Linked DNA regions of Homo sapiens: region 2 is linked to region 1. A link is a contact called in ENCODE Hi-C or POLR2A ChIA-PET data. All regions are on one chromosome and are shown on one strand. Each heading gives the region's core, a stretch centred on a gene start or an enhancer-like site at or near the end of the contact. The rest is flanking DNA. Distances are from core to core; before and after follow the strand shown.

The links. A loop is a pair of places that touch in the nucleus more often than their neighbours do. ChIA-PET counts read pairs that join two places held with the same protein, here RNA polymerase II (POLR2A). Pooled maps may share reads with other maps.
Region 2: a loop to region 1 is called in a map of Caco-2, with 2.6 times the contacts of the local background. The contact joins two enhancer-like sites. A Hi-C loop is called at or near these places in 2 of 168 maps with a recorded cell type or tissue (Caco-2 and HepG2) and 1 of 50 pooled maps. POLR2A ChIA-PET finds 5 or more read pairs at or near these places in 2 of 52 experiments (HepG2 and PC-9).

What each region holds. Positions count from the first base shown.
Region 1 is chr20:17,732,476-17,736,796 of GRCh38, forward strand. BANF2 (BANF family member 2) reads left to right here. Exons shown (of 4, transcript NM_178477.5): 4 at 3,190-3,396. The coding sequence ends at 3,336. Among named protein-coding and RNA genes, the nearest start is that of BANF2, 35 kb to the left of the region's middle. Within about 2 kb of position 2,881, at least 3 of the 41 ENCODE cell types and tissues checked have a DNase peak (open chromatin) inside an H3K27ac peak, as active enhancers do.
Region 2 is chr20:17,872,700-17,879,627 of GRCh38, forward strand. LOC105372548 (a long non-coding RNA gene) reads left to right here. Exons shown (of 4, transcript XR_937297.3): 1 at 1-21; 2 at 154-224; 3 at 5,556-5,682. Among named protein-coding and RNA genes, the nearest start is that of SNORD17, 87 kb to the right of the region's middle. RefSeq lists an enhancer at 3,154-4,056. Within about 2 kb of position 3,417, at least 11 of the 41 ENCODE cell types and tissues checked have a DNase peak (open chromatin) inside an H3K27ac peak, as active enhancers do.

The sequences.
Region 1 (4,321 bases), core at 1,631-4,130:
CCTCCCAAGTAGCTGGGATTACACGCGGCTGCCACCATACCAGGCTAATTTTTGTATTTTTAGTAGAGATGGGGTTTCACTATGTTGGCCAGGCTGGTCTCGAACTCCTGACCTCAGATGATCTGCCCGCTCAGCCTCCCAAAGTGCTGGGATTACAGGAGTGAGCCACCACACCTGGCCGAGCCCCCCCTCTTACAGCTGCAGGACGGAATGTAATTCCCTGGCTTGGCCATGGCCACGGCCACTGTCCAGAGTGGTAGGAGGACAGGGACAGCTGCTCAGGGTTTCTGTGTTTCTGTGTCACCCCTCCCACCCCAGTAGCTGAATTCTGGGGAGCTCTGGCCCAAGGAGGGAAAGGGGCAGCATCTTTTCTCCTTGATTAGGGGGCTTTCTGGAGCCGGGGGAGAAACCAAGCGGGCATCTGGCAGGGCCATGATGGGAGCCCACGACTCCAGCTTCCCTGGGGAGCAGGGTGAAGTGCTCAGGGAAGAAGGGAGAAGGGAAGCCAACTTTCCCTCCTGGAAGATGCCACAGGGAGACAGGAGGGAAAACTGAGGAGGGAGTGTCAGGTTGCCACTTGGCTCCAGAGGCTGCAAGACGGGGCTTCCTGTAGCATTCCTGGAAAGTTTGCCCAGGGTCCACATGTTCCCAGGCATCCTGGCTGCTGAGCCTGTGGGTATGTGGAGGCTCTCACTAACAGGCCAGCTGATGCTGGCAGTGCCACTTCTAAAACGGGCAGGGGATGCATTAGCCTCCAGGCCAGACTGTGGACAGTTGGGAAGTGCAGGAATAGTGCAGAGGAAAACAGGAGACTTAGTACCTCCACCTGGGGAATGGGAGGGGTGAGTACATGTGAGGATCAGGTGGATTAAAACGTGTCAGGTGTCTAGCAGCACGTGGCCGACAGAAGTGCTAAAAAGTGCTACTTAGCATTAACTACTATTATTAAGTATTATCATGAACATTTCTCTTTATGGAGAAAGCTTTGTGTAAGCCACTTACTATTAATTATTGTTAATTATTATTAATATTCTCTCTCCTTGGACACAGCTCTATGTCTCTCGTTTCTGTTACCTTCACCTTGGCACCTCCCACACCTACGTCTACTGGCTCAATTAACACTTAATAAATGTTATTTTTCAAAAACATTAATTTAAATACATCTCAGTAAAATCCATTCAAAATGGGAGGATACTGATAAAGTAAAATGAGATCACGCCAAGTAACTATATTGCTTTTTTTAAAAAAGATTAAAGTAGCAGTTCAGAATCACCACAAAATCCTGGCTTTTTTCTCTTATCAACAACTGGACCATGACTAAAAATAAAGCCCCCAAAATTCAATGCTTGGGTATATTTTATGACTGGGATTCAGCTTTTATTTGATTTCTCTTCTTAAAAAGTATGCTCTCTTTGGTTAAGATGAAGTTTGCTTTATTTTACATAACTAAAAGTAAACAGACACCATCAGGTTTTCCTGGAAAGGGCCCAGAACTCGAGGCATGGGTGGATGCTGGTTCTTGTTGGTTCCAGGCTGGAGAGCCCCCAAAACCAGCCCTGAGAGATGGGCGTTTAATGTGACCTGAGCTCTCCAGCCTCCACCATTTAGTGGCTTGGCTAGTTTCTGGCTACGTGGCCTTGGGAATTCCCTTCCTCCATGTGGTCCTTGTGCCTTGTCAATAATGGTGTAATAAAACTATAAAAGATGAATTAAAAGCCTCGAGGCAAGTATTAATAGCTAGAAAGCTTGAGAATGCCATAAAAATAGAAATCACAGTGCACTGAGTGCTTATCTTCCATGTATTTTTTATCCACAGAGACTGAGGAAGGGGAACGTGGACAAGGTTTAGCATGTTTTAAACCTTCTATGCTCCTCCTACAGAACTACAGCTCCCAGTATGAGAGAGGAATTTACATTTTTTGAATGCCTTCCCATTTAATTCACTTAATTTAATTTGCAGAGCACACCGTGTGCATTAGGAAGGTGCAGAAACTGAGATCCAGGTTCTGTGGGTTCTTACTTCAGGTTACATGAGTTGCCTGAGATCACACAGGTGGTTTGCAAAAACAAATCAATGCTAAGATGCCATTCATCTGTCAGCCCCATGTGCAGTGGTTCTCAGCCCAAGGAGATTTTGCCCCCAAGGGACATTTGGCAATGTTTGGGGATGGTTATGATTGTCGCTACTTGGGTCGGGGAGGGAGGGTGCCACCGGCATGCGTAGAGATCAGGGGTGCTGCTGAACATCCTGCAATGCACAGGACAGCCCCCCATAACATTTCAAGCATTGTCCAAAATATCAATAGTGCCGAGGTTTAGAAACCCCGTGCTATGGGCACAGTGGCTTACCCCTGTAATCCCAGCACTTTGGGAGGCCAAGGCAGGTGGATCACCCGAGATCAGGAGTTCGAGACCAGCCTGGACAACATGGCAAAACCCCGTCTCTACTAAAAATATGAAAATTAGCCAGGCATGGTGGCAGGCACCTGTAATCCCAGCTACTTGGAAAGCTGAGGCAGGAGAATCGCTTGAGGCGGAGGTTGCAGTGAGCCGAGATCACGCCATTGCACTCCGGCCTGGGCGACAGAGCAAGATTCTGTCTCCAAAAAAATAAAATAAATAAACAAATAAAAGAAAGAAAAGAAAAGAGAAGAAAAGAAAAGAAATCCCATGCTACAACAATTGCAGAAGTAGTGGGGCGGGAATGTCTCTTACTCTGTCTGGGTTATGTGTGTGTTTCCAAGAGAAATGCTTCACTGGAGGTCTGAAGGGAGCTTCAGGAGTGTGCTAGGCCCCGGCTACTCAAACTGTTGTCCCTGGACCAGCAGCAGCTGGGAGCATGTTAGAAATGCAGGCCTCTCCCTGGACTTAGACTTTCAGAACCCGCATTTTAACAAGCTCCCACATGATTCATGTGCTTGTCAAAGTTTGAAGGGGGCAGGGTCTGACTCATTCCAGGGTGGACGGCCCGCAAACCAGCCCTGAGAGATGGGCATTTAACTTGGCCTTAGCTCTCACCAGGGCTAAGACCCATGTCAGGGCTTCAAGGACTGACAGGCTCCCTTGAATCGGCCCTGCTCCCCCTCCTTTGATTGTCACGTGAGCCCTGGTTGCTGGGAAGGAAGAGCGCGTCTGAGCTGGCTTATGATAACCTTTCCTGCTTTCCTCCCTGTCTCATCCCCTCCCCAGGCCTACATCCTGCTGGGACAATTCCTTCTGATGCACAAGAATGAAGCCGAGTTTCAGAGGTGGCTCATTTGCTGTTTTGGTGCCACTGAGTGTGAGGCCCAGCAGACTTCTCACTGCCTCAAGGAGTGGTGTGCCTGCTTCCTGTAGACACAAACCTCATTGCTGCCCCCCACCACCCTCTGGGGAAAATGACGCCTTCTCCACCTATGCCCAGGCTCCGAGTCCTCATTTGTGTTTTTAATTTTAATGATACACTCCCATTATAAGCAGTAGTTCAAGAACATAAAACAGGACAAATGCAAGAGAAATGACTCCCAAACCCACCACCCAGAAACCATAGTCAATCCTCTTAGATGAATATCATGTCAAATATCTTTCAGCAAAAAATTTATATGAAAGAATGGATAATTTTATTTAAAAATAGGAATTGAATTTTAAGTCAGTGTATTGGTCATCTATTGCTGCATAACAAATAGTCCCAACATGTAGCAGCTTCTCAAAACAAACAATGATGCTACCTCACAGGGTTTCTGAGGGTCAGGAACCTGAGGGTTGTTTAGCCAGCTGGTTCTGTCTCAGGGTCTCTCATGAGATTACTCACTGTTGGCCCAGCAGCAGTCATCTGAAGGCTGGACCAGGGCTGGAGGACCCACCTCCAAGATGGCTGCCTCACATGGCTGCTGGCAAGACATCTTGGTTCCTCACCACATGGGCCTTCCCATCGGGCTGCTCGTGGCATGGCATCTGGCTTCCCCCAAAGCTGGTGACCCAAGAGCGAGTGAGAGAGCAAGCAGGAAGCCACAGTGCCTTTTATGACCTCGTCTCTGACACATGCAATATCACTTCTGCCTTATACTATTTGTTAGAAGCAAGTCACTAAGTTCTCAAGGGAGGATAATAAAACATTCTTGAAATAATATGCATACACATTTTAAAAATCACAGTTTCTTGAGGCCTGATTTACATAGAGTAAAACTTACCCTTTTCAGGTGTGCATTCTATAAATTTTGACAAATTCACCAGCATAATCAAAGATGTAAGACACTTTCATTACCCCAGGGAGTTCCCTCGTGCCTCTCTGTAGTCATCACTTCTCCCTTCCCAACGTCTGGCAACCATGAATCTGTTTTCC
Region 2 (6,928 bases), core at 2,167-4,666, 140 kb after region 1:
GACCCAGCCCCGGATTGCCTGGTAACCTTCCGTTCCCAGGAGGCTGCTGTGAGGCTCCTCTGGTAATCAGTTCCCTGAGTCCAGGGTTTCCTAATAGGAGCCCGTCTCCCTCCGGTTCACTTGAAGGGCTCTCTGCTTCTTTCCCTCAAACAGGCTTCATGGAGTATAATGGACCCACAGCCATCTCCTTCCCCAACACCAACTCTGCCTGCATTTTAGGCCAGGTTTGTAGGAGAGTTGAATGAAGATTGAATGAATGAATGATGAAAAGTACAAAATGCCATCACTTCACTTCTTTCAGGAAGACCCAGGACACTCTGCTGCATCCTCCACCTGTTTGTGAATTAAATGTCCATGATGGCTTTTACTAAGCACTTACTATGTGCCAGGCACTGTGCTGAGCTCTGCACCTTTAAGAGGCAGCAAGTCGTGACTGGTTCAGAGCTGGCTCAGAGCTGCCTGAGTTGGAAGCCTCGGATAGGAAAATGGAAGCTTAAAGAGGTTAAGCCCTGGCCAAGCACAGTAGCTCGTGCCTGTAATTCCAGCACTTTGGGAGGCCAAGGCGGGAGGATCACGTGGGCCCAGAAGTTCAAGACTAGCCTGGATAACAAAGTGAAACCTCATTTCTACAAAAAATTTAAAAATTAGCCAGGTGTGGTGGCACACGCCTATAATCCCAGCTACTCCGGAGGCTGAAGCTGGAATATCGCCTGAGCCCACAAGTTCAAGGCTGCAGTGAACTATGATCATGCCACTGCGCTCCAGCCTGAGTGACAGAGCAAGACCCTGTCACTAAAAAAGTTGGGGAGGGGGGTCAAGCCCTCTGCTGAGCTAGTAATAGTGGGACTGAGGTTCAAGCCCATGGCTGATTCCAGATCCTGTTTACAGAGCCGTTATGTGACGTAACTAAAGTGTTGATTATGCATCGACTAGGCACACCATGCAAGGTGCTGCGGATGCTGCTGTCACCAACACACCCAGTCCTGGCCCACAGGGGGCTGCCACCCCAGCCCCCAGTGCTCTCCCTGGATCCTGAATCCTAGCTATCCCTTCAGAGCCACCCCTCTGGCTTCCAAGCACCTGCACTACCCACTCCCACCCCTCCCTGGAAGGGATGGCGCAGCCTGGGAGCCAGCTGCTCTGGGGGGCTCAGACCTGTGGGCTGGATTGTCCATGTGTCAGGGAAGGAAAGGGAAGCCCATGGCAGGAGGGACACCCTCTTATGGGTGGTAGCAACTCCATGGAGCCCAGGCTGCATCGTTCACTGAGGCTGCTAATGTTTGAACCTATCTTTGAATAAGATCCACCCTCTTGCACTGGCAAGTCCAAGCTGTAGTAAACCCTGAGGGAGACCCACAGTCCAGCTGCAAGGCCCTGCCCCACTCTTGGCCGCTGGCAGAAGCTCCAGGCTTGCCGAGGGGTGCCACGTAGCAGAGGCAGTCTCCGCCTCTAGCCCATCCCACTCCTTCATCTGCTTCTCGTTAGCTTCAAAAGTAAGGCCTGGCGCTGTGCCCTGGGCAGGAGGGAGAGCTTGGTGTGGCCGCTCAGAGCTTCACCTCCCTTGCCTGGGGTTTCTCTTCTCCTGCCCCATCCATCGTCAGCACAGCTGACTGCTTCTGGGGCTCCTCTGTCTACCTTCCCCACGTTCCAGCACCCCCCTTCCCCTGCCCCTCTGTAGCAACCGCCTCCCTGCAAAGCCCCACCCACCCACACACTCATACACACACCCCTCTCACTCCCCTGGCACTCAGTCCCTCCAAGCTTCCTTCCTTATCCCTTTAGAGCCCTGCAGCCCTCAGGCAGTGTAGCCCAGAGGTTCAAGGGCATTCGCTCTGGTATCAGAAGGGTCTGGGTTCAAATCCCTTGTGCACTGCTTGCTGGCTGTGTGACTTTGGGCAAGTTGCCTAATCTCTCTGGTCCTCAGTTTTTGCATCTGTAAAATGGGGATGATATTAACAGTACCTACTTCATAGGGTTATCTTGAGGATTAAATAAAATAGTACAAGTAAAGGTCCCAGCATAAAATCAGGGCTGATCCACCTTAGGTATAAAAAGGATAAATTAGGACTTGGAATCTTACTCTTCCTAAGGAGACCTGCAGTTGGCTAAAGGAGGACCTGCCTTCAGGGACAGAAATTCAGGTTTTGTTTTAGAATAGGCCTGAGGGAGTAGGAAGCTGGAGGAACCTGTCTCTATATTCTGGATACCTCAAAGACAGTTAAATTCTGCCGTGGTGAGCATTTATTGAGCACTATCTGTGTGCCAGGCACTGTGTGGGGAAACCACAATCCCTGCAGATCAAGGAGCTCAGATTCTAGTGCCAGAAAAAAATGTAAAGAGAAAGGGCCACCATGCCACCCACTGAAGACGGCAAGGGAAGAGGCCAGAAAGTGCTACGAACAAGGAGGAAACAGCTCCAAGTTGTTGGGCAGTCGGGCGCTGGGTCTCAAAGGAGGGCCACTTGCATGGACAGAAGGTACCCCTCTTACTGAGCACTGGGGGCCTGGTGGGTCCCCTGTGCTCTCCAGGAGAAGCAGGCAGAATTCCTAAGCCCCGTTAGGCCAATGAGGAAGTTGAGGCACCGAGAGTAAGGGGCATCTGCTTCCCCACCAGCTGACTTCTATTCTAGAAAGGAATGTTCTGCACAACCCCAAACCGTCAGCTCTTTCTGCTTGCAAACTTGGCAGGAGTTTGCAGGGAACACAAAGAAGAGAGGGGGAGGAGCAAGGTGGATCAGCCGGGCTGGCTTGCCCAGGGCCTGGCACAGAGGATGGACTTTGTCCCACGTGGGTGAGGGGCGTTCACACACAGGCGTCCACACCCCCACGTTGCTCCACCAGGCAGAAGGCCAGATTTTGTCCTTGTAATTCCCAGAACTGCCCTGAAACAGGACTGCTCACTACTGTGCATGGTTTAAAATGCAGTGGGGGGTTTTGGGGAGTTTTTTCGTTTGTTTTGATACGGGGTCTCACTCTGTCACCCAGGCTGGAGTACAGTGGCATGATCATGGCTCACCACAGCCTCAACCTCCCGGGCTCAGGTGATCCTCCCATCTCAGCATCCCGAGTAGCTGAGACTATAGGCACTTGCCACCATGCCAGGCTGATTTTTTCCATGTTTTTTGTAAAGACAGGGTTTTACCATATTGCCCAGGCTGATCCACCCACCTTAGCCTCCCAAAGTTCTGAGATTACAGGCATGAACCACGGTACCTGGCCAAACATGCAGTAGTTTTAAAAGAAGCCTGCTCAGGGAGAGGAGAAATGAGTCCTGTCAGATCTGCTCCCCCTGGAGAATGGCTTCCTCACCAGCCCAGCCCCTGTCTGTGCCCAGGGGGAAGCAGGCATGAGGAGGACCAAGGGGGCACTGCCATGTACTGGCCCCGAGTAAGCCAGGCAGGCCCTCTGCTGGGATCCTCACAGATGTCAGTCTCCTCGATCCTTAAAATCAGAGCTCTGGAGTCAGTCTCTTGACAGCAAGCCAAGTGGAACGCCTGTGTCTGAGCAGTAGGGCAGAGACCCCGCTCTGCCTGAGCAGCGGAGACATCTCAGATCTCGCGGTTGCAGAGGATCTGCTTCCCCCTCAGATGCCTGCAGGGGGAAAGAAGCGGAGGCAGGGGGAAAGAAGCGGAGGCAGGGGGTTGTCCTGGCTCACTCTGAGCCCGCCTGGCCTGGGTAGCAGGAACAGGAACTCCATAGTGGGGACGAGGTTAGAGAGGAGGTGCTAGCCGGCTGCAGCCCCTCACAGGCAGGGCAGCCAGTTACATCTGAATTACAGATAAACCAGAAATACTTGTAGTTTAAGCATGGCCCAAGGACTAGGGCAGTGGCAGTGGGGGTAAAGAAGGGGAGAGGTTTAAGATTGTATTTGAAGGAACTGAAATCAGGATCTTGAAGAGATGATATCTGCGCACCCAGGTTCATTGCGGTGTTACTCACAAATGGCCAAGATCTGGAAACAACCTAAATGTCCGTCAGTGGAAAAATGGATAAAGAAATTGTAGTATACACCTATGAGGGAATATTATTCGACATTTAAAAAGAAGGAAATCCAGGGCCAGGGTGGTTGGTCACACCTGTAATCCCAGCACTTTGGGAGGCCAAGGCAGGAGAATCAATCACTTGAAACCAGAAGTTTGAGACCAGCCTGGGCAACAAAGCAAGATCCTGTCTCTACAAAAAATTTAAAAATTAGCCGGGTATCATGGCGCATGCCTGTAGTTTGAACTGCTCAAGAGGATGAGGCAGGAGGATCACTTGAGCCCAGGAGCTGGAGGCTGCCCTGAGCTATGACAGCACTGTTGCATTCCAGCCTGGGCAACAGAGCGAGACCCGGTATCTAAAAAAGAGAAAGAAAGAAGAAAGGAGGGAAGGAAGGAAGGGAGAGAGGGATCAATCCTGCCATTTGTGACAACATGGATGGACCTGGAGGACATGATGAGATCCTGAAGTAACTCAGACAGAGAAAATCAAATACTGCTCTTTCTCTCTTATACATGGAACGGAAAACAGCCAAACTCATAGAAGCAGAAAGTAGAATGATGATTGCCAGGGACTGGGAAGAGGGGGAAACAGAGTGATGTTGGTCAAAGGGTACAATGTCTCAGTTACGCAGGATGAATACATTCTGGAGATCTACTGTACAACTAGGGCCTGTGATTAACAATACTGTACTGTACACTTACACATTTGCTAACAGAGTAGATCTCATGTTTAGTCCTCTTACCACATAAGGAAATGAAAAAGAAACAGAGGAGACGGAAGGACACTTAGAGTGATGGATAAGTTTATGGCCTTGATGAATGTTTTCGCAGGTGTGTACATATCTCCATCCATCAAGTTGTATACATTAAATATCTACAGGCTGGGCGTGGTGGCTCATGCCTGTAATCCCAGCACTTTGGGAGGCCATGGCGGGTGGATCACTTGAGGTCAGGAGTTTGAGACCACCTGGGCAACATGGTAAAACCCCATCTCTACTAAAAATGCAAAAATTAGCCAGGCATGGTGGCTCATGCCTGTAATCCCAGCTACTCGGGAGGCTGAGGTATGAGAATCATTTGAACCTGGGAGGTGGAGGTTGCAGCAAGCCGAGATCACACCACTGCACTCCAGCCTGGGAGACAGAGCAAAGTTCCGTCTCAAAACAAACAAAAAAAAAACCTACAGCTTTTTGTGTGTCAATCATACCTCCACACTATGGTTTAAAAAAAGCATGTGATTTGGAGATGGATGCTCTGTGGATTGGTAATAAGTTAGATGTAGGAGACAAGGACATGGGAGAAATCAAGAACAACCCCCAGGCTTCAGGCTTGAGCTACCTCTGGGTTCATGGGACCACTTACTGGGGATGGGAGGGCAGGGCAGGATCAGACTAGAGAGGGGAACCAAGGCTTCTGTTTCTGGTGCTGTTAAATTTGGGAGGATTATTTGAGCCTGAAGTGGAGATTATGGTTATCCAAGCCTGGAGATTCCGGAATTAAGGGAAGGTCTGGCTGTGGCGTTACCAGCACCTGGGTGGAATTTAAAGCCATGGTTCTGGATGCAACCTTGTAGGAAGTGAGAGTTCAGAGAGCAGAGACAACTGTCCAGAGCTAGACCTTGAAGACTCCTCAACGCTGAAGGTCACCGAGAGGAGGGACAGCCAAGGAAACTGAGTCGCAGCAGCCGTGGAGGCAGGCGGGTGAGCACAGAGGGCAACAGAGGGGAGGTTTCTCTGAGCAGCGGGGGTGGCCGCGTTGGATGTTACTAGGAGGACTGATAAGATGGGAAGGGGCAGCCAAAGCCAGCCTGCAGTGAATTGAAGGGGGAACATGAGGAGAGGAAGCCGAGGCAGCCAACGTACCCACCACCGTCAGGAAGCCCTGCAGTGCTGGCTGGGGCAGGGGGCAGATTGAGTAGAGGCCACCGGAGGGCCAGTAAGATTGGGCAGGTCTTCATCGGTGACCTTTGGATGGGTTCCCTGCCTGGAAACATAGAGACAAATCCTGACTGCCCTTGAATTGGCAGTGGGACCTCAGGCAAATTGAGTTGAGTGAGAGATAGTATATAAGGGTGTTTTAATGTGTGCTGAGTGATACAGAGTGGGAGGGATGAACACCCCATGGTAGGTACATGCACACAGGGGGACCCCGCTCAGCAACAGCAGGGGACAAGCTACTGAAACCCACAGCAACGAGGACAGATTTCAGAATCGCTACAGGGAGGGAAAGAAGCCAGAATTCAGAAGGGCACCTGCAGTACAAATCATTTCTAAGAAGTTTTAGAACAGGAAACACTCATCTATAATGAAATAAAAACCTGAACAGGGGTTGCCGCAGGGGGCAGTGTGGGGGTGGCCTGACTGGCAAGGGACACGAAGGAACCTTCTGAGGGGACGGGAACATCCTTCCCTTGGGAGGAGTCTGATTTAACAGATGTCTGCATTTGTCACAATCCAGCAAATGGTGCACTTAAGATTGGAACATTTCACTCTATGTAAATTTTACCTAAAATGAACTATAAAGGCATTCCTGAATGCTACTTAATGATATACATGTGGAGACCTTTGGGAGTGAAGTGTACTGAGGTTTGTGGCTCCCCTTGAAAGGTGGAAAACAATAAGATGAAGTAATGGGTAGATGCAGAGCTGTGTGATGAAGAGATACAGTAAAATGCCATCTAGGGGGTACATATGTGGGTGTTCACTGGAAAATGCATTCAACTTTTCTGTGTGTTTGAAAATCTTTATAATAAAATGTTGAGGGGAAATTTAAAAAAAAGGATGTGAAACTACTTTTCTTTTCTTTTTTTTTTTTTTTTTTTGAGACAGAGTTTCGCTCTTTGTTGCCCAGGCTGGAGTGCAGTGGTGTGATCTCGGCTCACTAAAACCTCCGCCTCCTGGGTTCAAGAGATTCTCCTGTCTCAGCTTCCCAAGTAGCTGGGATTAC